Linked DNA regions of Homo sapiens: region 1 is linked to region 2. Evidence: read pairs that join two places in POLR2A ChIA-PET (ENCODE). Cell type or tissue: PC-9. All regions are shown on one strand.

Region 1 (2,500 bases), 140 kb before region 2:
TCATAGCATCCTCTTACAGATGCAGGTCCTTGGAAGCATCACCAGCCTTCAATCATAAGTTCCCTTCATCCTGTGCTGACCTTTCTGACCAGTCCCCTCATTCAGTTCCCTTCAATAAGCCTCTTTTCCATGTGCCTCTCTTTCCTGCCAGGATAGAAATCAACTCTCCAGAAAAGAACAGATGTTGGTGACTAATTGGAAAGGACCTGGGATGGTTAATTTTGTGTGTCCACTTGACTGGGCCACAGGGTGCCCAGACATTTGCTCAAACATTATTCCGGGTGTGTCTGTGAGGGTGTTTCTGGGTCCGATGAACATTATAGTCAATAGATTGAGTAAGGCCGACTGCCCTTCCTAATGTGGATGAGCCCTGTCCAATCAGTTGAAGGTTTGAATGGAACAAAAAGGCTGAGTAAGAGGGAGCGCCTCCTGTCTGACAGCCTGCAAGCCGGGACATCGTTTTCTTTCTGGCCTTCAGACTTGAATTGAAACATTGGTCTTTCTTGGGTCTCAAGTCAGTGACTTTTGCTGTTGTTGCTGATGGTTTTCTTGAGATAGGGTATCACTCTGTCACCCAGGCTAGAGTTCAGTGATCTTGGTGTGATCTTATGTCACTGCAACCTCTGCCTCCCAGGCTCAAGCAATTCTCCTACCTCAGCCCTCTGAGTAGCTGGGACTACAGGTACGCGCCACCATGCCTAGCTAATTTGTGTGTGTGTGTATATATATATATATATATATATATATATATTTTTTTTTTTTTTTTTTTTTTTTTTTTTTGTCGTGATGGGGTTTCACTATGTTGCCCAGGTTAGTCTTGAACTCCTGGACTGATACAGTTTGGCTGTGGTCCCACCAAAATCTTATCTTGAATTGTAGTTCCCCCAGGGGGAGATAATTGAATCATGGCGGTGGTTTTCCCCATCCTGTTCTTGTGATAGTGAGTGAGTTCTCATGAAATCTGATGTTTTTATAAGGGGCTTCCCCCTTTGCTGGGCACTCATTCTTCTCTCCCCTGCTGCTATGTGAAGAAGGACGTGTTTGCTTCCCCATCCACCATGATTGTAAATTTCTTGAGGCCTCCCCAGCCATGCAAAACTGTGAGTCAATTAAACCTCTTTTCTTTATAAATTACCCAGTCTCCAATATGTATTAGCAGCATGAGAACGGACTAATACAGGGACTTAAGCAATCCACCCCTGCCTTGGCCTCCCAAAGTGCTGGGATTACAGGCGTGAGCCACTGTGCCTGGCTCAAGTCAGTGACGTTTGGACTGGAACGACACTATCAGCTCTCTTGGGTCTCCAGCTAGCCAACTGCAGATCTTGAGACTTCTCAGCTTTCATAATTGCTCTGAGCAAATTCTTTATAATAAATCTCTCTCTCTCTCTCTCTCTCTCTCTCTGTGTGTGTGTGTGTGTGTGTGCGCGCGCGCATTGGTTCTGTGATTCTGTTTCTCCAGAGAACCCCAACAATTACAAGACCTCAAGATGAGTCAGTGATGAGTTTAAGGCTGAATGACTAGGAAAACGATCAAAATATAGGACAAAAATAAGGAAGTCAAGGGAAGTGATTCATTTCAGGGGAAGTTTTTTTGTTTATTTTTTCATTCACAAACATTTATTTGGCATGTGCCCTGTGCCAGATAGAATTCCAGCCACTGGGGATTGAAAGTTCCACACAGTTGCCTAAACTAGAGGCCAACATGTATTCTTTCTTCAGCCTCACCCTCAACATCTAATTAATCTTAAAACCTGAAATTTCACCTGCTTGCATTGCTTTCAAATCTATTTCCTTGACAGGTAGAGAGGTTTGGAAGGATGATCCTCAACTCGTTGGAGTCATTGTGTCTCCCTTTCAGATCCACAGCAGTTAGTAATGATTTCACTTATAGGTCAGAAGGACCATGGACCTATTTGAGGCATTTGGAGATTTATCATATGTGAAATTAGGAAATTGAAAGTTATTGGGATTGATCAAAGCACATGAACATAAAATATACTTCACATCTCCATACTTCTTAAGGTGATGAAGAAGGGTGTGGCTGATGATATTGTTTGTTGAGGGATCTGATAGTGTCCAAAGAAAAATTATCTGCAATTTTCTTTTCCCTTCCTTCCTTCTTTCCTTCCTTCTTTCCTTCCTTCCTTCCCTCCTCCCTCCCTCTTTTCTTTTCTCATTTCTTTTCTTTTCCCTCCCTCCCTCTTTCTTTCTTTCCTTCCTTCCCTCCTCCCTCCCTCTTTTCTTTTCTCATTTCTTTTCCCTCCCTCCCTCCCTTCCTTTCTTTCTTTCTTTTTCTTTCTTTCCTTCCTTCCTTCCTTCTCTTTCTTTCCTTCCTTCCTTCCTTCTCTCTTTCTTTCTTTCTTTTCTTTCCTTTCTTTTTCTTTCTCTTTCCTTCCTGCTTTTATTTCTTCTCTCTGTCTCTCTCTGTCTCTGTCTCTGTCTCTCTCTCTCTCCTGTTGCCTAGGCTGGAGTTTAGCTCACTGCAACCTCTGCCTCC
Region 2 (2,500 bases):
TAATGCCTTCCCCTTTCCAGTTCCTTCTCCCTGAAGTCATGCCTTTAATGTTCTGCTGTGTAGCATTCCACACTTTTTTCCTTGTTCACACAAACAATATCCACATACAGAGGGTTCTGTTCCTTTAAAACATTATTCATGAATTCAGCAAGTGTGTATTAAACACCTTCTGTGCCAGGCAGTGCTTCCAAGTTCTGGGAATAGAGCAGTGAACAAAACAGACCTAATCCCTGCCCTGGCGGAGCTTACCAGGACATTCCATGGATACCACACTGACACTTGCTTTGGTTTAATTAACAATGAATGTGTTCGTTGCCTTCAGATCAATATGAATACAAATGGATTTAACTTTTCATTTTTAATAACTGCATTAGATACTGTTGCATGATGTAGTATGATAAAAGCTGAGGTTATTTATTCTGGGGGTGGGGGGGTATGACAGAACTTCAGGGATTGTGATTAGAACTCCAGAAAAATACATGGAAGTATGGAAAATTTTGCATATAGTTGCAGAGGTTTTTTCGAATTCCTTGAATTCCATATGGTTACCTCATAAGGCTCAAACTACAAGGGTAGCCACACCACACCCCCTCTCCATACATCTTTTATTCAACCCACGGCACTTCAGGTGGCAACTGTCAGCTGGGGCAGTGGTCAGCTGATGCTGTCAGGGAAGTCCTGTACTCTCCATTCACAGAAGACCCGCTTCTCTCCTGTAAGTTTTGGGGCCCTGACTTGGAAGTTCAGGCTCCTCTGGTTAAAAGCTCGTTGAAAATATTCTTTCTGGAGAAGGAAGCATTGCCTGCCTGCCCCCTTAAATCAGGGATTCTCAACCCTGGCTGTACCTTAGAATTACCTGAGAGCTTTAAAATGCTACCAATGGCTGCACTGCATTCCGCAGAGACTCTAAAGCAACTGGACTAGGCTGAGGCACTGAGCATCTATAAGTAGCTATTTTTTAAAAACACCCCAGATATTTCTATTGCTCATTCATTGTTCCGAACCACAGCTGTGAGTGGAAATCCCAGCTAGGGTGGCAATTTACATAAAGGGTACTGGCTGGAATAATATGAGAAAGGTGTCTTAAGCCAGTATGTATCTCAGCAAAGCTACAGTTCTCCTGAACTCAGATTCATAAGGTTCTAACCTGCTTTATTTGTCCACTGAGAGAAAGAGCTGTCACCTCTAGGCCGAGGAACCAAAGCCCAGCCTATTAGCATGTTTCCAAACACTTCATAACAAAAGTAAGGTTGGTCTGCAATTTAGCATTTGCCGTGAATCCCTGGTAAAAGCCTGTAATTAGCTGGTAAGCTGGACTTTCTGAACACTTGTTTTCCTGTGTGGGAGGAGGATTTGTCTGCAATTTTCTATCAGGTGGTTTCTGCAGCTGAAGTTTAAAAATAAAAAATGAAAAGAGGGGTAAAATTGCTTTTCACCGCCCAAGATAGCAACACACAGCCCAGAGGGCTTCCAGGAAATTCAGGAAGGTTTACTGAACCAAAGTAAAGTGGAGCTGGCCACTGAGGTGATTGGGCTTTTACTGGATGTTGGGAAAAAGAAGGAAAGAAAGCGTATTAGTCCGTTCTCGCATTGTTACAATGAAATACCGAAGACTGGGTAATTTATAAAGAAAAGAGTTTAATTGGCTCATGGGTCCTCAGGCTGTACAGGAAGCATGAGGCTGGCATCTGCTTGGCTTCCCAGGAGGCCTCAGGAAACGTACAATCATGGAGGAAGGGAAAGAGGGATCGTGCACCTGACATGGCCAGAGCAGGAGGAAGAGAGTGAAGGGGGAGGTGCCACACACTTTTAAACAAGCAGATCTCAGGAGAACTCACTCACTATATAGTACCAAGGGAGATGATGCTAAACCATTCATGAGAAATCCACTCTTATGATCCATCACCTCCCACCAGGCCCCACCTCCAACATTAGTGTTTACAATTTCACATGAGATTTGGGTGGGGACACAGAGGCAAACCATATCAGAAAGGCAGAAAAAAGAAATGCAGCTTGATGGCAAATCTTCAAAAAGTTAAAAATAGAATTAGCATGTGATCTAGCAATTGCACTTGTAGGTATATACCCAAAAGAATTGAAAGCAGGGACTCAAACTCTTATTTGTACACCTACGTTCATAGCAGCTTTCCTTACAACCACCAACAGGTGGAAGCAACCTGAACATGCATCGACAGATAAATGGGTAAACAAAGTGGTGCATACATACAATGGAATATTACTCAGTCTTGAGTAGGAAGGAAATTCTGACCCATGCTACAACATGGATGAAGCTGGAAGACATTATGCTAAGTGAAACAAGCCAGATATGAGAGGACAAATGCCGTATCATTTCATTTATGTGAAATACCTAGAGTAGTCAAACTCATAGACAGAAAATAGAATAGAGATTATCAGGGGCTGGGGGAAGGACAGGATGGGGAGTTATTATTTAATGGGTGCAGACTTTCATTTGGGGAAGATAAGAAAAGTTCTGGAGGCC

What was found. Peaks named below come from ENCODE experiments on the same cell type or tissue, not always from the same donor. Only the 100,000 strongest peaks of a DNase experiment are listed, where the experiment ranks them.
Region 1: POLR2A ChIA-PET joins it to region 2 with 12 read pairs; 4 of 35 experiments call an interaction of 5 or more read pairs at or near these places.

Annotation. Positions count from the first base shown.
Region 1 is chr16:19,090,754-19,093,253 of GRCh38, forward strand. LOC124903656 (a long non-coding RNA gene) reads left to right here and starts at 1,183. Exons shown (of 2, transcript XR_007065010.1): 1 at 1,183-2,500. In PC-9, no CTCF peak of the experiment used is centred here; a DNase peak (open chromatin) is centred at 1,508; H3K4me3 peaks cover 822 bases; H3K27ac peaks cover 2,500 bases.
Region 2 is chr16:19,227,630-19,230,129 of GRCh38, forward strand. The region is part of intron 7 of SYT17 (synaptotagmin 17); the gene reads left to right. Among named protein-coding and RNA genes, the nearest start is that of CLEC19A, 57 kb to the right of the region's middle. In PC-9, no CTCF peak of the experiment used is centred here; no DNase peak of the experiment used is centred here.